Regions from separate parts of the Homo sapiens genome. Here all the other regions are linked to region 1. Evidence: chromatin loops called from intact Hi-C (ENCODE). Cell type or tissue: Caco-2. All regions are shown on one strand. Region 1 holds the start of LOC124903576 (a long non-coding RNA gene). Region 2 has its middle 98 kb from the start of PWRN4. Region 3 has its middle 52 kb from the start of GOLGA6L2.

Region 1 (8,000 bases):
CTTTATCCAACCTCCTATTCTCCAATTCACAATTGAATTGGAAACAGCGTGATCATCGGTAGAGAGTGTATTGGGGAAAAATATTCCATGCAGATATTGGATAAACAATTTTAAAATTTATTTTGCTGGTACTCAGACACCCATGCTTGTCAATTTTATGTTAGGAGACCAAACTTTTTTATCATTTAGGCAGAATCCAACTCCATCCTTCCCCATACCCCATTAATGAGTAATGCATTGGCCAGGCTTGGTGGCTCACGCCTGTAATCCCAGCACTTTGGGAGGCCGAGGCAGGTGGACCACTTGAGGTCAGGAGTTCGAGACCAGCCTGGTCAACATGGCGAAACCTTGTCTCTACTAAAAGTACAAAAATTAGCCCAGTGTGGTGACAAGCGCCTGTACACCCAGCTACTTGAGAGGCTGAGGCAGGAGAATCACTGGAACCCAGTAAACGGAGGTTGCAGTGAGCTGAGATGGCGCCACACGCCGCTGTACTCCCGTCTGGGCAATAGAGCAAGACTCTGTCTCAAAAAAAAAAAAAAAAAAAGCATTAAGTGTGTGTAGCATTCTCTATTGCTTCCCATTTCCACTCTTCCCACTTGATCCAGTCTCCTTCTTTGCTGATAGAGACTTGATTTGTAAGGATGTTTACTCTCCAATTTATTCATTAATCATAAATCCCTTCCTTCATCCAGGGTCAGCTTAATCATAATAAATTCAAGTATCACCCTCCATTCATGCACATGTGGCAAAATCTAGTCGGAAGGGTTTGTGGATATTTTCCTCCATAATAAAAGCATTGTTTTAAAAAGAGACGGCCAGGCATGGTGGCTCACGCCTGTAATCCCAGCACTTTGGGAGGCCGAGATGGGCAGATCACCTGAAGTCAAGTCAGGAGTTCGAGACCAGTCTGGCCAACATGGTGAAATCTCGTCTCTACTAAAAATACAAAAAATTTTCCAAGCGTGGTAGCAGATGCCTATAACCTCAGCTACTGGGGAGGCTGAGGCAGGAAAATCGCTTGAACCTGAAAGGCGGAGGTTGCAGCGAGCCGAGATTGTGCCAGCCACTACACTCCAGCCTGGGTGACAGAGCGAGACTCCACTAAAAAAAAAAGAGAGAGAGATTTGAAAATAGTTTGTCTTCAGCACTGACGCTCTAATATCTGCATGGGATTCCGGGAACTGCCCTAGTAAGCACACAGTCGTGAAAGAAACATCACCAAAAATCTCAGGAACAAAGGCAGAAACCACCCATGGCTTCAGTGATCCGGTTGAGCCACTGTATCAAGAAATCCTGGAATGGCCTACCTGTAGGGCATTTAAAAAGTAATTTTAGTTGGGTTGTATTTTACTTATAGCTACAAGCATCTGAATTGATCCCAAGCATTCCGCAGTCTGATTTGGGCAACAAGTTACGTGTTTCTCCTCCAAGTAGCCATAGATTCCTGGTTTCATGCACCAGCACCGCTTCTTTGACTTTTGGTAGAGTCCCCAGGTCAGGTGGGTGCTGGGGAGGCTCCAAGTAACCTCAAGACAAACATGAGATGGAATACCTCATCTCCCTAGTCAATTTTACTCAAATAGAAATTTTTTGAATGCAAAATACCGTGCAGAAACATATTACAATAACCAACGACCATAAATTACAATGAAACTTGATTCACTTCTGAATCACTATTTACTTTCAGCCCTTGTTTTCTTACATGGTATTTGGGACTCAGAGGCTTCATGGTTGCAGCAGGTGTAAGCATGCACACAGGATTTTTTTTAAACCCATCAGGGAACTAAGGTTACAGGGCAACCTGCCACCCTGAAATCCAGAGAGAAGGTTACTCCAGGGAGATACAGCATGTAAGACACAGAGAAAAAGCCACTGGGCACCCTAGGCTGGAGGAAGCCCTAAGAGCTCGCTTTAGACAGGAATACCGAAATCTCATCCCATCTTGGGGGAGGGAAGTGCACCCAGTCCAGCGTCACTCCAGCCTTCTTGTGTCATAAACTTGATGACCTAGATGAAATGAGGCAATTCTTTGAAAGACACCAACTGCCAAAACTCACTCAAGGAGAAATAGCTACCTAAAACACCAGCCCCCGATGCTTTCACTGGTGAATTCTACCAAATATATATATATATTTTTTTGAGATGGAGTCTCTCTGTGTCGCCCAGGCTGGAGTGCAGTGGCGCGATCTCGGCTCACTGCAAGCTCCGCCTCCCGGGTTCATGCCATTCTTCTGCCTCAGCCTCCCGAGTAGCTGGGACTACAGGCGCCTGCCACCATGCCCGGCTAATTTTTTGTATTTATTTTTATTAGAGACGGGGTTTCACTGTGTTAGCCAGGATGGTCTCGATCTCCTGACCTCGTGATCCACCCACCTCGGCCTCCCAAAGTGCTGGGATTACAGGCGTGAGCCACCACAACCCAGCCTCTACCAAATTTTTAAAAAGAAATAGTACAAATTAACACTTTTTTTTCTGGAAAGTTTGAGGTTGGAATACTGCTTAACTCATTTTATGAAGCTAGCATATTCATATGAACACTACCTGATTCATTTATGAAGCTAGCATTAACCAAAACCAGATAAAGACATTACCAAAAAAGGAGACTATGGAGAAATACCTCTGATTAATTGAGACACAAATCTCCCTAACATATTTTAACAAATCATATCCAGCAATATATAAGAGGAACAATATAATGTGACCAAATGGGGTTCATTCCAGGAAGGCAAGGCTGATTCAACATTTATAAATACTGATGTATATAATTTATCCTATTAACAGTATAAATAAGAAAAAATATGATCATGTCAATAGATGTAGAAGATATATTCAACAAAATTCAACACCCATTCATGATATACAGTCTTGAAAACTAGAAATAGCAGGGATCTTCCTTAACCTAATAAAGGGTTTATATGAAAAGTTTGCAGCTAATTTTATTCTAAATGACTAGAGAAAGAATGCTTTCCCTCTAAAATCAAGACCGCATGACATTGGTGAAAGAGTAGCCACATAGATCAATGGAGTAGAATAGAAAACTCATTAATGAATGAACACAAATATTGTCAATGGATTTGTGGCAAAGGTGCAAAGGCAATTCAGTGGTGAAAGAATACTTTTTTAACAAATGATGGTGGAAAAATTGGATGTCCGTATTCAAAAAGTGAACTTTGACACAGATCTCACATCTTACACAAAAAGTGACTCAAAGTGGATTATAGAACTAAATATAAAATGCAAAAGTACAAAACTCTTAGAGGAAAATATGGGATAAATTTTCATGGCTTTGAGTTTGTTGACAAATTTTTAGATATGATAAAAAATACAACCCACAAAAAAATTGATAAATTGGACTTTATTAAAATTATGTTTCCCTCTGTGAAATTAACTCTTGAGGGAATGAAGAAACAAGCTTCAACCTTGGAGGATATATTTGCACGTCACATATCTGATAAAGGACCTGTATCCAAAATACACAAAGAACTCTTACAATTCAGCAAATAAAAACAAATAACCAAACTCATAAATAAGCAAAAGAATACCTTATATAACATGTTCAAGACACCTGTAGATAGTGTACAGCAAGTCCTTGTTTTAGACTTTTTTCTTCATTATATTATTCACTATTTATACAATTCCCAAATAGGAGTGTCTAGGAGCTTTTCTCATGAAAAAGAGGGAAGTGATCTAAAATTACGAAACTGAAGCCTGAGACTAAGATTACACATTTTACACACATGCATATCACTATTTTTCATTCTAAAATGAGTGTTTTTCTATATCAGAGAAATTATATTCAATTCCATTTTGTAGGACTCTATAGCAGAGCCTCTCCGATATGAACCTGTTTAATTTGTATAATGTTGATAATTATTTTCCATTCACAATAACAACAACAAAGGCTTTTTACACTATATAGTTTTCAGCAACAAACTGCAGTCACTTCAGTGTCTAGCTCCGAGGTCTATGAAGTAGAGTTTATCGGGCCATCTAGTGGCCACTAGATCAACCAACAGTTTTTTGTATTTTCTGTTACTGTGAACAACTACAGGCTTCACTAAATTTACACTAAGTCTAAAAAAGCTAAAACTAGACCTCCCTGCAGACTGTCTACAACTGTCCTGAACATAACATAATTCATGACCCATATGTTTTGCTAATGTAACAATTGTATTGTATCTTTGTGGTATTGCACCTTACACGGGGCACCAGTTGAGGTATGGCGTCTTACCAGAGGGCATTAGCTGCGGGGGTTTGCCCGCAGACCCTGACCCAAAAGACGGATGAATAAAACGTACATTGACATACAGATACTTTGTTTCGCCAGTCCAGCTGAGCGTCCGACTGCCTGCACACCAGGAGAGGTTTGTCACTGCGGCTGGTCCTGAGCAGCTTGCACTTCAGGCATTTATTTAGTATACAATGAACAACAGAAGCTTTGAGTAAACACACTTGAGGATAATTAACATGGTTAAGAAAGTAGTTTTACAAATGATTAAAACTTAGGTACTACGGTTTAAAGTAAATACCATTAGGGGGCAATTTCCCTAGTTGACCTCCCCGCCCCTACCCCCACCCACAACCACCCAGAGGGCCATTTGGCTTAAAGATTAGTTAATGGAGGTAGGGTAAACAGAAGTAACTGGGGAATCCTCTATTGTTCCTAGTATTTACCCTATGACCTAGTGCTCTAAGGTAAGAACCGGCTGCCTTTAGCCTGTTCAATTATTACAAGCTATTTAAGCTTTTGGCCTTTCAAAAGATTTGTGATTATTTCCTATAACTTTCCCTAATATTCCCTTTAATATTTTTGCCATTATCCTAAGTGACTCACAACAGATCTTAATATAATTATTACATAAATGTATAATCCATATTTTTTAGACCTGATTAATTGAATGATTCAGTGGGATATATCAATTTTTCCTCTTTCCATTGTAATAAATCTTGTTTAAGTCACTAACATGTCTTGCCTGGAAGATTATTATCTCCTAACTGGTCCCTTGTCATCCTCTCTGGATTCTTAAAATTCATTCAACAAAGAGTAACTCAATCTTTTAAAGACCTGTGTATCATAGTAAGATCATGGATTTTCTCTGCTTAAAATTTTCCAATGAGGTTTCATCACAATTATAATGAAATGTGAACTCCTTTTCACTGTTTACACAGTCCTGTGGGATCTGGTCTCCACACTCCTCTTAAACTTCATTTCCTACCACTCTCCTCTCCATTCACTAGAAACCAGCTATATTATTTTTTGTCGTCGTTGTGTGTTGTTTCTTAAACACATTCTCCCAGACTTTGGGCTTTGGGTGTGTTGTTTGTCTAACTGGAATAATTGGTGCCCACATACCTACATGGGTTGCTTCTTCTCTAAAACCATGGGTGGTTGCAGACCAAATACCATGTCCTCAAAAATGTATTCCTTCTTAGTTACTCAGAAATTAAACACCAGCTGCAATCAAAGAAACTCGCAAATCTCAGTGGCTTAGTTATATATTACATTATATTAATCATGTAAACTTCAGTATGGGTAAAGGGGAGTGAAGACTGAGAAGTTCTGTTCCATGAACCATTCAAGGACTCACTCGGGCACCGATCCTTTTATGACTTGGCTCTCTTCCTGGTTCTCAGAATCCATGCCGTTCACCTGTCAGAGAAAGTAAAAGAGTGTGGAGGATTATGTCAGAGATTTTTATAAACTGTATTTGGGAGTGGAGTACTTTATTTCTACCTATATTAGTTGGAATTCAGTCACATGACCTCAACTAACTGCAGCTAGGGATGGTATATGTGGGGCAGCTGTGTGCCCAAGAGAAAACAGGATTTGATGCGATCACAGCGTTCTCCTCTGCCATGGTAGCCCTTGTGTTTATCAAATATCCACTTTACACTTCCTTTTAAATGTTGAACACACTCTCCCTAGAGGAGACAATCCAAAATTCACCTACGTATTGAATCCAGCTCAAAGTTCAGGATTTCAGAATTATACTCAGCCTTCTCCACCAAGTTCTGCCGTGGTTTGTCAAGGTCAGGGACCCAGGAACTAAAAAGATAAGTTATGTTTCAAACAGCCAATAGGGGGAAGCAAAAAATAACCATAATGAGAATTCTCGTTTGGAAACGAAAAGGAGGCACATTACCGTTATGGACTCACAGGAATTACGGAATCTTGCTGGTACTTGATGATGTGTCTGTGAAGCAAGTGGGAATTAGTATTCCAGAAGAGCAAATACATGGGATAGAATTTTAGTTGCCACCTTTTCAGGTAAGATGGGATAGAAATGGAGTCCCTGAAATAAGAAGTATGTTTCTGTACATTTCAATACTGAACCAAGAAAGGACATGTGGCTTGATGATACGTTGAAATATTTATCTGGGTGTTTCACATTTTTCCTCTCCCTCTTCCCATGTGTACTCTGAGGGTCAGACCACTTGCAGACATGAGTCACCTACTTTGAAGGAGCAACCAGAACTCTGACTCCAAAGAGTAAAACTTGATAACGGAAAAGACAGTGAAAAGAAATATTCTGTTTCACACTTACAGAGTTAGTTTTAAAATGGTCCTAAGAGGTGAAGAGAACATGCTGATGGAAGAAAGAACGGAATGGATAAAATTTGATCTCGAGAGGTGAGGTTAAAGCTGAGGTTGATGGTAGGATACAAATGGATGTTCTTTTACAGCACAAATCATTTTTATAGCAGGATCCTGACTCAGTGCTCAGGTCTGTTTCTCCTGGAACTTTCTCTTGGGAGAAGTCAACCCATCAGCCATTGAGCATCTTATGCTTATCTGTCCTTCCTTGTTTGTATCCAATGATTCTGGACACTTGTAGATAATTCTAGGACCAAGGGTGAGTTATTTGAATACAGTGGGAGATGATAGCAGAATAAGCACCTAGTCACAGTCAGTTTAGAATGACTCTTATAGAAAGTAGACTCTGATTCAGCATGAAGAAAAATCTATAAAGCAAATGGAAAACAAAAAAGGGGCAGGGTTGCTATTCTTCTTTCAGATAAAACAGTCTTTAAAACAGCAATGATCATGAAACACAAAGAAGGGCATTACATAATAATAAAGAGTTCAATTCAATGAGAAGATTTAATTGTCCTAAATATATATGCAACCAACACTGGAACATCCAGATTAAAAAAACATTTTGTTAGAGACCTGAGAAGACAATTAGATATCCATACAATAATAATGGGAGATGTCAACGCCCCACTGACAGTATTAGATAGATTATAGAAGCAGAAAACTCACAAAGTTATTCAGGACCTAAAACTCGACACTTGGCCAAATAGACCTAACATAACAACAACAGAATATACATTTTTCTCAGCTGCCCATGGCATATACACTCTATAATCACTCACACACTCAGCCACAAAGCAATTCGCAACAAATTCAAAATAAATGAAATCATCCCAACCACATGGTCAGACACAGTACGGTAAAAATAGAAATCAATACCAAGAAGATCTCTCAAAATCACACGATTACATGGAAATTAAAAAATCTACTACTGAATTTGGGTAAACAATAAAATTATGGCAAAAATCAAGACATTTTTTGAAACTAATGAAAACACAGATACAACATACCAGAATATCTGGGACACAGCTAAACAGTGTGAAGAGGAAAGTTTACAGCATTAAATGACTACATGTAAAAGTTAGAAATACCTCAAATTAACAAACTAAAATCACACCTAAAGGAACTAGAAAAGCAAGAGCGAACTGATGACAAGGGTAACAGAAGAAAATAAATAACCCAAATCAGAGCTGACCTGAATGAAATGTAGATGAGAAAAACCATGTAAAACATATCAAAGAAACCAAAAGCATGTTCGTTAAAATAATAAATAAGATTGGTAGACTGCTAGCTAGACAAAGAAAGTAAAAAGATCCGAATAAACACAATAAGAAATGACAAAGAGGACATTACTACTAATCCCAAAGAAATACAAAAAGTCCTCAGAGGCTATTATGAACAC
Region 2 (8,000 bases), 250 kb before region 1:
GTAATACTTGCTGCAAAGGTTTGTGGCTTCACTCTTGAAATCAGCAAGACCACAAACCCACGGAATGGAGAAACTCCAGACACACCATCTTTAAGAGCTGTAACACTCAGGATAAGGGTCAGTGGTTTCATTCTTGAAGTCAGTGAGACCAAGAACCCACTGGAAGGAATAAATTCTGGACCCATGAGGGACGGTCGTTCTCCATGATATTTTTTTTCCTAACTATCCAAATCCAGTGTGGACACTGAGAAAAAGGCTGGGTCCATCCCCAAGGAGGGACAGTAAAATAAGGAATTGTTGCGGAACTGTCACAGGAAAAAATTAAAGGGAGCTTAAGGAGAAATGCTACGTAATTATCAAATGTAATGTAGCTTCTAGCGTGGCATGCTGGGCTCGGTGCTGTGGGGTTAACTACCAGCACTTTGGGAGGCTGCGGCGGGCGGATCATGAGGTGAGGGAATTGAGACCATCCTGGCGAATACCGTGAGACCCCCCTTTCCACTAAAAACACAAAAAATTAGCTGAGTGGTGTTGCAGGCGCTTGCAGTCCCAGGTACTTAGGAAGCTGGGGCAGGAGAATGGCATGAACCCAGGAGGCGGAGCTTGCAGTGAGTTGAGATCGCGCCATTGCACTCCAGCCTGGGTGACACAGGGAGACTCCGTCTCAAAAGAAAAAAAAAAAATGGGATCCTGGAATAAAAAATGGGCATTAAGTGAAAACTAAAAGTATTCAAATAATGTGTGGATGTTAGTGAATATTCTATCGCTTCATTGTGACAAATGTTCCACAGTAATGCAAGAAAATAATAGAAACTGTGGAAAATGTTAGTGCTTTGTACTGTCTTCACAACTGTTCTGAAACTAAAACTCTTCTAAAATAAAAACAAAGTTATGTGTTTTTTAAGTCACTGCTGAGCTTACTGTACAGGACATTATTAATATTCCTGATGCCTGCTGAGTGCATCTCCCCAATTCCAGCCCCTTTCTTACTCACTGCAGGTAATTATTATTTTAAATTCTCTCATGCCCTAATTCTTATTTTTCTAAATTTTTATTTCTAAATTAACTGATTATTGCCTTCAAACTTAAATGTATCTAAATCCGTATTCCTAATTTAATTTTGAGAAACCAAACAAACCCATATTGTAGGATATTTTGCAAAACAAAAACAAGGCTCACGCCTGTAATCCCAGCACTTTGGGAGGCTGAGGCAGGTGGATCACGAGGCCAGGAGATCGAGATCATCTTGGATAGCATGGTGAAACCACGTCTCTACTAAAAAACATACAAAAAATTAGCCGGGTGTGGTGGTGGGCGCCTGTAATCCCAGCTACTCCGGAGGCTGAGGCAGGAGAATGGTGTGAACCTGGGGTGCGGAGGTTGCAGTGAGCCAAGATTGCGCCAATGTACTCCAGCCTGGGCGACAGAGCGAGACTCCATCTCAACAAAACAAAAACAAAAACACCTGACTACTTTACCCTTTTCAAAAGGGTAAAGTGATAAAAATTTAAGTGAAGACTGAGAAACTGTTGCAGACTGGAAAAGACCTGATGTGGCAGATAGAACCTAACATGCTGCCCAATGATGCCCACCTCTTGGTGTACACAACCTTGTATTCTAATCCCCTCCCAGTGCGTGTGGTCAAGAACCGTGACTTATAAACAACAGAATACCAAAAGACTGACGCGATGTGACTTGGGTGATGATCTTACATAAGTCTGTGATTTCTTTCTTCCTGGCAAACTCTTTCTCTTTATGGCTTTGGAGGAGCATTCCGCTATGTGGGATAAACCAACATGAGAAGAACTGAATGCAGCCTTAGGCCAACAGCCAGCAAGGCGCTGAGGCCCTTGGTCTAATAGCCTGCCCCAGAAGTTGCAATATACATTTACAAATAAAACTACATTATTTCACAAGTATTGTGAGTATCTTATAATAAGAGAACAATCCTAAATCCTCTGTCCTGTAGCTTGTATCATTATTCATTCATGTCACCTATATTGGAGCATATATATAAACATACATAAAAAAGTCAATTGTTGCTATTATTGTTTTCAACCAGCTCTTATCTGTTGAATCAATTCACACAAGGAAAAATAAAAGCTTTTATTCTCTAGAGAAATTACTTTAAAAAGTTTATTGCTGATATGCTAATAAAGGATAAGAATGGAATATAAAATATTCAATTGAAATCACACAATGCAGAAAGAGTAGAATACAAAAATATAAACAAAGAACAAGAACAGCAAATATAAAACAGTAAGAAATATGGTTGGTATTAATGCAATTGTATCAACAATCACTATGAACGTCTCTGGTCTAAGTGCACCAATTAAAAGACACAAACGGCAAATTAAAAAACTATGTGTTGTTGTCTACAAGACACCCACTTTTAATTTTAAAAAGATACGTATAAATTAAATTAAAAGATATAAGATATACTTCACATATATTGAAAAAGAAAAAATCTAAAACAATAATCTAAGTTTCCATCTTAGGATCCTAGAAAAGAAGAACAAATTAAATACAAAGTAAGCAGAAGAAAACATATGAGACTGCAAAGATAGTAAAAGCAAAGTAACAGATATGCCAACTGAATTTTTCAAATGAATATTAATTACGTAACACTTTCCAGAACACAGAAGTATCCGAATTTAAGAAGGAAAACACAACCCCAAATAGAATCTTTGCTTAAGGCATGCAGGGGTGATACCCTCGTGAAATAAGTAGACAGTAATCTTCAGAAATGATCAACCAAAGGCTTATTAAAGTAGATAATTTCATTTTTTACTCAGCTGGGAAATACTTTATGAATAACCCACCAGTAAGAAACTTAAGTAAGCAACCATTGCTACATATATAATGAAAACGAGCACAGGTGACAAGACATCAAAATACTTGTTACGCTCTGAGACACAGGAGAAAATCATGAGATTTGTATGAGAATATCAAAGAGCATGTTGGAGGAAACGCAGACACAGGTGAACCTGCGCTAAGAAACGTCCCGTGAAGGTTCGCCCGCCGCCGCATCTGGCGCATCTCCTACACGCCTCTCCTGCGTCCTGGCGCCAGGCGCTTTACTCTGCGCAGCTGGGCACCGGTTTCATCCACAGCTTCCGGTGAGGCTGCGCTCAGCTTCTGATGGATGGACGCTAGGGGGCGGAATGAGACCGCCGCTCTAAAGTTCTGCGGGGATCCTACCTACACCTGCAAAGTGACCAAGGGACGGAGGCCAGTGCTAGACGTGTGGTGCAGGTTCTAAACGATGGAGAAACGGGAACAAGACCATCTAAGCACCCGAGCCTCCCTTTCCGGGAGCCTTGGGTCCTCTCTCTCCACCCTCGTTCCTCTCTAGACCCAACCCCTCCTGATAATGCCCAGGGACCATCTTGACTCATTCTGTCTTCCTCCAAGCAGACCTCGTGCGCTGGGGAACCATTTTAGGAAACCAGAACTAGATATTCAAATCCCTCCCCACAGAATGCAGTCCTCAGGGAGCAGCCCTCCCTTCCCTGCCCAGTCCCTCCTTGGTCAGCGCTTCCTGCTCCTACCTCCTCAGGTATTACTCATCCCAGCGGTCCTTCCAATCCACTGCCCTCTTCTCATGCCCTGGCCTGTGCCATGGACACATTGTTTCCTCGTCTCTTTCCCTCCCCTGCTGGCTGGACTCACTGCTTCTCACTCTCCAGAATCTCCTCCAATGCTCCTCCTCCTGGAGACCTCCCTTGTCCATCCCAGTCCAGGTCTGATGCCTGTCCCCTGAGTTTGCAAGGGCAGTTCTTCCACCTACAGTTTGGTGTCTGTAAGTTTCCTAAATCCTCGCTGGACTTAAACATCAGATAATTTTAAAACTTTTTCTATGCTCCTTCCCTGTAAGCCCCACACATGTAGTGGACAAAGAGCAACACAGAAGATTCTTTATATTTAACTTCACAAATGAACTAATAAATCTCTCCAAATCCTCACCTGTATTCTTGTCTACTTCCCAATAAACTCAAAGGATGTTAATATGAAGAGGGTTTGCACTAGACAATAAGCATGTTTCTGTTTTGTTTTGGTTTTGCTCCCTTCTGTTCTCAGGCCAGGATGGGAGCCCTGACTTCCCCTCAGCCTCTTCTCCAGCCTCTCCATCCTCAATCCACTGCAGGGCCCCTCTCATGGGTTAGGCTGCTTCTACCTCATCTGCTCCTCTTCTGTCCTGCAGGACAATGTTACCCTCTTAGAGCATGTAAAATCATCTTCTCTGGATTCATATCTATTAATATAGGTCCCTTCATAAATATTTCCAAATCTTTATTATTTACCCTATTTCACTAATTTTATTATGCATGTTTTTGAATTTTTACCACATTTGCTTTTTGGCTAGTGTGAGTCAGGACATGGTTTTCATTATCTGCACTTGGATGAAACTTTTCTGGAATTTTCTTCTGTCTCCTTCTGGTAGGGCCACCTGCATCAACACTGGTAGAATGGAGGGAGAGGTGTAAATCACACAAACAATGGTGCAGCCTTCTTTATTAAAAATGATTTCTTTATCCCCACTCTTCATTCCACAAAAGGAGAGATTAAGATATCCATTATTTGTTTATTTTATTTTATTTCAATTCTGGCACTTTTTATTTTCCCATGTTCTGGCTTCTTTTTTATTTTCTTCCAACTTTTATTTTAGATTCACAGTGTCCATGTGCAGATTCGTTATATGAGTAAGCTGTGTGTCACTGGGGCTTGATATACAAAGGATTTTGTCACCCAGTTAGTGCACATAGTACCCAATAGGTAGCATTTTTAGTCCTCACCCTCCACGCTCAAGCAAACCCTAGGGTCTATTGTTCCCCTCTTTGGGTTCATGTGTACTCAGTGTTTATTCCTCACTCTTAAGTTAGAACATGTAGTATTTGGTTTTGTTTTATTGTGTTAACTCACTTAGGATAATGTCCTCCAGGTGCATCCATATTGCTGCAAATGACATGATTTCATTTTTTATGGCTGCATAGTATTCTGTGTATATATGTGGCACATTTTCATTATCTAGTCCACCATTGATGGGAATCTAGGTTAATTCCATGTCTTTGCTATTGCAAAATGTACTGCAGTTATCCATTCTTTAAATCAAATTCTGATTCAAAATCAGAATAGGACTATCAATATACTTTAAAATTCATTGGCAAATGAATTTTCATGTTGTTTTCATTTTTATGTGAATATAATGTATACTCTAATAATTCCACAGGGACTCTTAAATAAGTATAAAATAAAGCTATTTACTGTGTCACATTTTGACTGTCATATTTATCTTTTATTTTAGATGCATGTTAAATCTTTCATTCAGTGGCACACAGTGAATGAACCCATGGAGGCTCCTACAGACATCGTGAGTAGAAAAGTTCTCACTTTCCCTTTCACATTACAAATGCCAGTTCACTTGTCTGTTTTCCCTGTGAATTTGATTCACAGTGTTCCTTCTTCACCTTAATTTTGCCAACTAGGAGCATACAGCCAGTGATACAATAATAATTGAATAATCGCCAGATGAATGAATCACAATGTTGTGGATAAATCATTATGGTTTGAATGTCTTACCACATGTAAACATATAAAAAATGGGTACATATGTAAATCAATGGTTTGCAAGACAGTGTATATCAAATATTGAAGGTCGGTGCAGTGACACGTGAAAGATTTGAAACAATGACCTTTGTCCTAGTAATGCCCCCAGTTTAATGATTCCAAAAATTTTCCAGTGGCAAAGATCTTGGAAAACTTTTTTATTTGAGATGAAGAATCTGAAGTCTGAAAGAACAAGGTGGCTCTATTTTCTAGAACAGGTCTGAAGAAGACAGGTCTAGTCACAGAAAAAACTCTAGAGATTGGCAAAAGTTCCTGCAGCGCATCTGAGTTAAGAAATTAACTGCGGCTGGGCAAAGAATCACCTAATTTGATTAGAGGTGCCTCACACACAAGGTTGGAAACAATTTCTTTTCTTAAACTACATCAGCCAAATTGGTAAACTTCAGGATTCATAGGACATTGGAAAGAAGACACAGATGGGTCTTCTCTCAGAAGTAGAGAATAATTGGTCCTACATTAAATACAGTATCTGGGTCCAAGTAGCAAACATAAGAGGCAAGATTGCAAAGAATGAAACTGTTCCCAAAAAATGTCTCAGAATAGTCAAGCGTATTTATTGAAATACAAAAATTTACAGTACCCAACAAGCTAAAATTCACAATAGCTGGCATCGAATAAATATTGGGCATGCAAAGAAATATAAAAATATCACCCAGAATGCATAGATAATTTAATTATTTGAAACCGGCCCAGAAGTGACACAGCAGTTATATAACATTAAAAGTTAGTGTTTTTCATACATAGTTTTTGTCACTGCACTCTATACGTTGAAAAGTTAATAGAGATGAGGTGAAAATAAAGAAGACCCAGATAAAACTTCTAGGGAGGAAAACTATAATGTCAGTGATGTTTTAAAAGTACAGGGAATGGTATTAACTGCAGATTAGACTTCCAGAAGAAAAGATTAGTAAGCTTGAAGATATGGCAATGGAACCCATCTAAAATAAAAGAGACAAACATAATAAACATGAATGAAAACAGTATCAGTGAGCTGTAGTATAGCTTCCAGCAGCCTCACATATGTGTAACTGGAGTCCAAATTTATACAAAGTAATAAACCCACACATTCAAAAACTCAGTGAGTTCCCAAACACAAAAAACATGAATATATCTATTTAAAAAGCACTTCATGACCAAGTGGCTCCAAAACAATGATAAAGAAAGCACCTAGACAGAAGAAAGGCATGTTGGTAGAAAAGAATAGAAATCAGGCCAGGCGAGCCCGGTGGCTCACGCCTGCAATCCCAGCACTTTGGCAGGCCCAGGCGGGTAAATCACGAGGTCAGGAGATCGAGATCATCCTGGATAATATGGTGAAACCCCATCTCTACTAAAAATACAAAAAATTAACCGGGCCTGTTGGCGGGCGCCTGTAATCCCAGCTACTAGGAAGGCTGAGGCAGGAGAATGGCGGGAACCCGGGAGGCGGAGCTTGCAGTGAGCCGACATCGCGCCACTGCACTCCAGCCTGGGCGACAGAGCTAGACTCCATCTCAAAAAAGGAAAAGAAAAGAATACAAATCAGGATAACATCAGATTTCTCAATGAAAATGTGTCTGGAAGTGGTTCCTTCCGGTAGGTTCTTGGTCTCACTGACTTCAAGAATGAAGCTGCAGACCCTCATGGTGAGTGTTACAGCTCTTAAAAATGGTATGTCCAGAGTTTGTTCCTTCAGATGTTCAGATGTGTCTAGAGTTTATTCCTTACGGTGGGCTCATGATCTCGTTTGACTTCAGGAGTGAAGCCACAGACGTTCGCAGTGAGTGTTACAGCTCTTAAAGGTGGCGCATCCGGAGTTGTTTCTTCCTCCTGGTGGGTTTGTGGTCTTGCTGACTTCAGGAGTGAAGCCACAGACCTTCACAGTCAGTGTTACAGCTGGTAAAGGTAGTGCAGACCCAAACAATGAGCAGCAGCAAGATTTATTGTGAAGAGTGAAAGAACAAAGCTTTCACAACCTGGAAGAGAACTCCAGCAGGTTGCCTCTGCTGCCTCTCCCGGCCAACTCTTATTCCCTTGTTTGTCCCTGCTCACGTCCTGCTGATTGGTCTATTTTACAGAGCGCTGATTGGTCCATTTTACAGAGTGCTGATTGGTCCGTTTTTACAGAGTGCTAATTGGTCTGTTTACAAACCTTTAGCTAGACACAGAGTGCTGATTGGTGTGTTTTAACAGAGTGCTGATTGGTGTGTTTACAAACCTTTAGCTAGACACAGAGCGCTGATTGGTGTGTTTACAATCCTTCAGCTAGACAGAAAAGTCCCCCAAGTCCCCACCGGACCCAGAAGCCCAGCTGATTTCACCTCTCAAAAACAACACAGAAGTGACAGTGTGGTGATACTGTTAAAGCAATGAAAATGCTTTAACATTTTAAT
Region 3 (8,000 bases), 130 kb after region 1:
GAGAAAGAAAGAAAGAAAAAGTATTTATATAAGGGGAAGAAATACTACTGATACTCCTAAGATAATGCATTGATGATGATGCTGATGATGAAACAAAGTTTTGTAATTTAACCCAATTGGAAATCCAAAATGTACTAAAATAATTTATATAACAGAGATAAAAGTGCACTGATTGGCTTTCATACCTCTACAACATAATTCCTGAATTAAATTTAGTATTGGCTTAAATATAGCAGTTGACAAAACTTCATGACTTTAATACTGGAGCTCAAATTAGAGTTACACCTGGGGATCCCACTAGATTTAAACAAGATGCCCTAATCATTTTATGAGAGTAGCTAAATATAAAATAGAGAAAAATAGGTATGTTTCACGTTATATCTTTTCCTAAATTTCCCAATCAGAATACCCATTGTTCTAAATTATGTTCCAACACAATGAATAACAAATTAAACTTAAAGCAATTATTTGGCATTTACAAATTGGATTGATAAAACAGGACCCCATGTGCCCCAGGTTAAAATAGTTTATAAAGATAAATATAACTAAAAACAGACTTTTCAAGGATTAAAATCTCTTATATAAAAGAAAATTAGTAAAGGAATGATCATTCCCATTGCTTCTCCATTTTAACAGCCCAATTTTGCCAATTCTTAAACCTGGGAAGAATGAAGATTGCCTCATAGTAGACTGCTACAGCTAAAATGCTATGGTCCCATTTGTTAAGGCTCCCATATTCAATACCCAAAATTATTTTGTTATGAGAATAAAACAGGAATATTTAGAAGAATGCCCCCACAACCTGGGAAGGAGCTAAGTGACCAAATAATAAGTTGGACAAGTCCAGCTTGATGAGTACATGAGGCTTTTAGGACTTACATACAGGACATTCCTGGGCAGCAACAGGAAAACTCCAGAGACCTTCCCTACCAGACATTTCTAAGCTGCTTTTAAGCTAATTTTTTGGCTCATTGCCTACTGCATGCAATGGATTATTTTTTCTTGGTAGGTTACCTGTGCACTCCAGGATGTTTGGGTTCCCAGAAACACCTGTTCCTCAGCTGGAAACCATTGCCTTGGCTCACCACTTGGCCTTCAAGGGCCAAGCAGAAGACCTACACCCTTAAGTAACCTGGTGGGGGGTGCCCATCACCCTATGTATTTACATTTCTGATTCTATTCAGTTGGCAACCAATAAATATTTTCCTATTATGGAAGTGGCTAATATGTATTGTTCAGTATCTATTTCAAAAACTTCTCAGCCTCAGTTTGGCTTCACCCCCAAAGGGATACTATAGGCCCTTCTGGACTACTGTGTGGTACCTCAAAACCTTCCTCATCACACACAATCTTTGCAGGAAAGATCTTAACTAAATCCAGCTTTCTCCGGAAACAGGTATCTTAGTCCATTCAGGCTGCCATAACAAAATAGTAAAGACTGAGTACTTTATAAAGAATAGATATTTACTTCTCACAGTTCCAGTGGCTGGAGAGTCCAAGATTTAGGTGCTGGTATATTTGATATCTGGTGAGGGCCCATTGATGCATACATGGTGCCTTTCTGTTGTGTCCTTATATGATAGAAGGGTGAGCTAGCTCTCTGGAGTCTGTTTATTAGGGCATTAATACTATTCATGAGAGTTCTGCCTAATCACCTCCCAGAGACTCTACCTCCTAATACTACAACATTGGGAATTAGTATTTCAACATATGAATTTTGGAGGAGGGGCCCCATGGCTTTGCTAGGTATAACCCTAGTGGCGACTCTCTGTGTTGGCCACAACCTTACGGTAGCTCGCTGCTTGAGTCTTGAGCCTGAGGGTCTCCCTGGCTTCATTCTTCAAAATCTATGTGGGAGTAGACACACCCCCATGGTTTATGCATTTTGTGCTTCTTTGGAGATGGCACCACATGTACCCTGCCAAGGTTTATCATCTATGCTGTGTGGAGGGGAGACCACCATGGCCTATGCTGCACCTGGGCCCTCTGGAGCCACAGCCGGTGTGGCCCAGGACAACTGTGCTCAAATTCAGGGAGCAGAGCTTTGAAATCATTCTTCCCTCCAGGTCCTTACATAAGCCTGTAATGAGAGAGACAGATTCCATAATCTCCAAAATTCCTTCCTGGTTATTCTGTCATTGTTTTGAGAAACAGCCCTTGTCTTGTGTTAGATTCCCAATCCATAGCAGTCTCCTTATCAGATGGTCACTTGACCATGCCCTTGTTCTCTCCCTAAAAGGAGGATGACTCCTTCTCCTTCTCCTTCTCCTTCTTCTTCTAGACAGGGTCTTTCTCTGTTGCCCAGGCTAGGGTACAATGGTGCAATCATAGCTCACTGCAGTCTGGAACCCCTGGGCTCAACTATTCCTCCTGCCTTAGGCTCCCAAATATCTGGGACTACAGGTGTGTGCTGCCATGCCTGACTAAATTTTTTAATTATTTTAAAATTTTTTGTAGAGAGAGAGTCTTGCTCTGTTGACCAGGCTGATCTTGAACTCCTGGCCTCAAATGATCCTCTCACTTTGGCCTCCAAAAGTGCTGAAATTATAGATGTGAGCCACCACACCTGGCCAGCTTTCTTATTTTTTTCCAATGTGGATAGGCTGAGAATCAAAAATTTTAAGATCTGCTTCCCTTTTGATTAACAATAACATTTTGGGCTATTTCTCTCTTCTTGAATTTTACTATAAGCCTTCAAGAAAAGCCAAGCTCCACCTTCAACACTTGGCTTAGAAATTTCCTGAGTAAAATATCCATTCATTTTCTCAAAAGTTCTACCTTCCATCAAACACTAGAATATGAACACAGTTCATCCAATTTTTTTGTCACTTTATAATGAGAATTGTCTTTCCCCCAATTTCCAATTACATGTTTCTCATTTCTGTCTGAAACCTCCTCAAAATGGCTTTTATCACCCACATTTCTATGAACATTGGGTTTATGGCCATCTTGGCATTCTCAAAGAAGATTTACCCTTTCTCTGCAGCTCTCCTCCTCTCCTTCTGAGCCCTCACTGGAATTAATCATTTAAGGCCACTCGTGGAAACATAGGTGCTTGCTAGCATGCACCTCAAAACTATTCCAGCTCGTAGTCATTACCCAGTTTCAAAGCTGCTACCACATTTCCATTATTTATTACAGCAACACCCTAACTTCTTGGAACCAATATTCTGTCTTAGTCTTTGGGGGATTTTCTAACAAAATACAATAGCCTGAATAGTTTATGAACAAAAGAAATGTATTTTTCACCTTCTGAAGGCTGGGAAGTCCAAAATCAAGGTGCCAGCAAGTTTGTGTCCAGTGAGGGTTAATTTTCCCATCCATGGGTGGTACTATATTATTGAGTCCTCATATGGCAGAAGGGTCAGGCTTGCTCTCTGGGGACTCTTTTATAAGCACATTAATTCCATTTGTGATGGCTCTGCTGTCATCATCTATTAAAGATTCCGCCTCCCAATACCATCCCATTTGGGGTTAGGATTTCAACACACGAATTTTGGAAGGACACAAACACTTAGTCTGTAGCTCCAAGGTACACATTTTACTCTCAGATACAATGGTGGGCTCTTAGAAACAACATTCAATGAAATTATATTTTCCCATTAGGCCCCAGGAAGCTGGATTAATTGAGAAGTCTTGTGGGCTCTTCAATGACTCCTACTTAAGTTAAAAAATAATAAATGAATTCCTAAATGGCCTCTATCTTGCCCCAGACCTTAATCTCTCTTAAGTTAAAGATGCAGAACTGACTTATAGCAACTTTAAAAAATCTTCCAATCACAATTGTCTATATTTAAAGGGAGATTCAAACGGATCCCAGATTGAGGATACCACTTTCTTAGGTACTTTTGCTAATCAGATTGTTTCACAAGTCAGGCACCTGTTCATCTGACATGGAACTCACTTGAACCTAAACTTACTCCCCAAAATCTTCCTCAATATTCATTTTATAAGGGATGGAAAATTTATCTGAGCTCGTCCTCTGATTACACTCAGAAATTAAAATTACTGCCCAAAAGCCAGTCCCAAAAATGGTAGAATGAAAGATAGAAAACTCCACTTAGTAACTTAAACTGACATTCAGATAGTAAAAGAATAAACACTATATTCCAAAATTATTGTAGGAAAACAGCCTGTTGCATGGCAAGAGTAATGCCATCTTGAAGCAAAACTGCCATAAGGACTGATGTTTCACTACAGCATACCAAGGCATTCCAGCAGCAAGGTCAAGAAACAATGCCTGTAGCATAGCTAACCCCTCATAAAGAAACAATGCCTGCAGCATAGCTAATTCCTCATATAGAAACAATGCCTGCAGCATAGCTAACCCCTAAAATAGAAACAATGCCTACAGCATAGCTAATTCCTCATAAAGAAACAATGCCTGCAGCATAGCTAACTCCTTATATAGAAACAATGCCTGCAGCATAGCTAATTCCTCATATAGAAACAATGCCTGCAGCATAGCTAATTCCTTATATAGGAAGAATGCCTGCAGCATAGCTAACTCCTCATATAGAAACAATGCCTGCATTATAGCTAATTCCTCATATAGAAACAATGCCTGCAGCATAGCTAATTCCTCATAAAGAAACAATGCCTGCAGCATAGCTAATTCCTCATATAGAAACAATGCCTGCAGCATAGCTAATTTTTCATAAAGAAACAATGCCTGCAGCGTAGCTAACTCCTCATAAAGAAACAATGCCTGCAGCATAGCTAACTCCTCATACAGAAACAATGCCTGCAGCATAACTAATCCCTCATAAAGAAACAATGCCAGCAGCATAGCTAACCCTTCATAAAGATGCTTATCTAACCTCCCCAGTAATCACCAGTTTCACTAAAGGGTCTCAGACATAACCAGTTGCATATGTTTTACCCAAAGAAGGCTTGCTATATAAAGAATACTTTCTAGAGGGCGAGTGTGAAGATTCACCCTCTCGTGGCCACCTGAAACATAGCTTCTGTTCATATTAAATGTTTCTTTCTAAGAAACTGGATTTGTCAACCTCTTTCTTTGGCCTCAGCTCCCTCAGCCTCTGAGGGTAGGTTTGCATATTCCTGCCCTGGTAATTATATATGCTAGAAAAATAATCATCATTAGATAACAAAAGTGTCAAGTGTTGCTGCACACTATTTTGTTGACAATTGGTTTTATTACTATTGATTTGGGTGCTTTCACTGGTTTGCAATCTGGTACTCCAAACCCTCCAAGTAAGTCATTGTTTCAAACAGACATAGCAAATGCTGTGGTCCACAAGCCATCAAGTATTGCTAATACAGCCCCAAACCTCATCCACTTGCCTATCACCAACAAACCAGCAACTGGGGAAAAGGATTCATACTAAGTGACTAAATTGGAGGACCTGCCTACAATCTAATGATGGATATCCAACCTCAGCCTCAAGATTTTAATTGGCAAAAAAACCTGCCACCTTATTAACAACATACACTCAAATCAAGCTGTGTGATTTAAAACCTATTTGTAGTAAAATGTTTCTTATCACCCATCTGAGAAAAACCTTGGACTATTGGGAGATTCAGATTTAGACGCTACTAATTATAGTGTTAATTGTGCCAATCAAGTTCCAGCACTTTGGTACAGTTACAGCAGCATGTTAGACGCAGACATTACCTTAGCTAGCCGTGCACCCACAAAGCCCCTTGACCTTAAGAATATTTGCAAGTCAAATTCCCAGGCACAACATTGCCTTCAAATTCCACAAGTGGCTCAGCCTTGTTATAATACAATAGAGGAACAAAAACATGATTCACATCAACCCTAGTGGTTATCCAACTTGGGAAGGATACCCCAGTCTCACATCCCAGATGACAGTGGTCTGCCTAGTCCAGGAATTCACTGCTGGAGATGACTTAGCTTCAGAGAACATTGCCCCAAACCAATACTTCACCATTGGAGATGACTTCACTTCCTGCACTGGAGATTACTTTTCCTTGGACACTTAGCTTCCCCAACAATGCCCATGGGCTCCCCTCCTAAGGCACTAACAAATATGCAATGGGATATTTATTGTTTCTTCCTTTGATATTAGGAATTCTAACATGTTTTCTGAGCTCACTTTTTGCTAGACAATGATCCTGGTATATAAGATGGAGCTTGGACTCCTCTTAGGGGCCTGTGGGTTGCCTCAAGCATGAAAATAAAGGAAAATCTTCAGTTCTTTCATGGTAGCCCTGAGACGTATATAAGCGACTTGATAAGCAATAAGGTAATTATAGCTTAAAACAATATCCAAAGAAGTTGGAATCCCCTATGGAAACTAAGGTAACATCTTAACATTTGTTATTGTTTTTCAGAAACCCAAATTTCCACCAAATTGCTCCACTGGCATATAGACCTCAATCAAGGGAGAATTGAGGACTAAACTGTGACTGCCATTCTTTTTTCTAAATTTCTTCCTGAGAGGCCTGAAGGAAGTCATACCCAGGAGTTAGAGCTAACCTTCTGTTCTGCTGACTCCAAGTTTTTAAACAAAGTATCTCTTTCTTAACCAATTGCAAATCAGAACATCTTTGAATCTACCTACGACCTGTAAGCCCCCACTTCAAGATATCTCACCCTTTTAGGCCAAACCAATGTGTAACATCCATATGTTGATTTATGATTTTCACCTTTTACTTCTGCTTTCCTGAAATTTACCCCTACCTTTAAAATCCTTCACTTGCGAGCAATTAGAGAGTTCAGAACTTAAGCAAGACCTGCCTGAGTCTTCTTGCTTGGTTCCTTGTAAATAAACATCCTCCTCTTTTCCTGCTGCAAACCTCAGTGTGGACATTTAGCCTTACTGTCGTGGGCAGTGGATCTCAGTTTGGTTTGGTAATAACCGTGACTGCAAAGGAACAACAGTCCCGAGCGGGCATCTCACTTGTGGCACAGGGGCTGCTGGCTGCAGCCATGCTCAAACCCTGTCCAGAAGCTGCCTGAATGATTGTATTCAGGGATGGATTCTTGCATCTGGCAACTGACCACCATTATGAAAGAAAGGCCTATGGTGCTTTCTTTCTATTTTATTTTATTTTTTTTTGAGACAGAGTCTTGCTCTGTCACCCAGGCTGGAGTGCAGTGGCGTGATCTTGGCTCACTGCAAGCTCTGCCTCCTGGGTCCACGTCATTCTCCTGCCTCAGCCTCCCGAATAGCTGGGACTACAGGCACCCGCCACCAAGCCTGGCTAATTTTTTTTTTTATTATTTTTAGTATAGACGGGGTTTCACCGTGTTAGCCAGGATGGTCTTGATCTCCTGACCTCGTGATCTGCCTGCCTTGGCCTCCCAAATTGCTGGGATTACAGGCATGAGCCACCGTGCCTGGCCTTCAATTTTTAATTTTAATTTTTGTGGGTACATAGTAGGTGTGTATATTTATGAAGTACATGACATGTTTTGATACAGGCATGCAATATGTATTAACCACATCATGTAAAATGGGGTGTCCTTCCCCTCAAGTGTTTATTCTTTGTGTTACTAACAATCCAATTATGCTTTTAGTTATTTTAAAATGTACAATTAAATTATTATTGACTATAGTCACCCTGTTGTGCTATCAAATACTAGGTCTTATTCTTTTTATTTTTTGTACCCATTAACCGTCCCCACCTCCCTCCCACCCTACCCCCACTTCCCTTCCCAGCCTCTGGTAACCATCTTTCTACTCTCTATCTCCATGAATTCAATTGTTTTGATTTTTAGATCCCACAAATGAGTGAGAACATGCAAATTTTTGTCTTTCTGTGCCTGCCTTATTTCACTTAATATGATGACCTGCGGTTCCATCCATGTTGTTGCAAATGACAGGATCTAGTTCTTTTTTATGGCTGAATAGTATTCCATTGTATATACGTACCTTATTTTCTTCATCCATTCATTCATCTGTTGACAGACTAGGTTGCTTCCAAACTTTGGCTATTGTGAACAGTGCTGCAACAAACATGGGAGTACAGATACCTCTTGGATATATGGATTTCCATGCTTTTGGGTA

The links. Hi-C counts contacts between places; a loop is a spot of excess contacts. Peaks named below come from ENCODE experiments on the same cell type or tissue, not always from the same donor. Only the 100,000 strongest peaks of a DNase experiment are listed, where the experiment ranks them.
Region 2: it touches region 1 in a loop (6-fold over the local background); 2 of 110 quality-filtered maps call a loop at or near these places.
Region 3: a loop joins it to region 1, with 5 times the contacts of the local background. A loop is called at or near these places in 6 of 110 quality-filtered maps.

Annotation. Positions count from the first base shown.
Region 1 is chr15:23,625,419-23,633,418 of GRCh38, reverse strand. It overlaps LOC124903576 (a long non-coding RNA gene), which reads right to left and starts at 5,793. Exons shown (of 2, transcript XR_007064789.1): 1 at 4,302-5,793; 2 at 3,344-3,463. RefSeq lists an enhancer at 4,105-4,626. In Caco-2, a CTCF peak has its summit at 4,153; no DNase peak of the experiment used is centred here; H3K4me3 peaks cover 305 bases.
Region 2 is chr15:23,873,276-23,881,275 of GRCh38, reverse strand. No RefSeq gene overlaps it. Among named protein-coding and RNA genes, the nearest start is that of PWRN4, 98 kb to the left of the region's middle. In Caco-2, a CTCF peak has its summit at 3,150 (motif pointing right); a DNase peak (open chromatin) is centred at 3,145.
Region 3 is chr15:23,494,801-23,502,800 of GRCh38, reverse strand. No RefSeq gene overlaps it. Among named protein-coding and RNA genes, the nearest start is that of GOLGA6L2, 52 kb to the right of the region's middle. In Caco-2, a CTCF peak has its summit at 4,979 (motif pointing left); no DNase peak of the experiment used is centred here.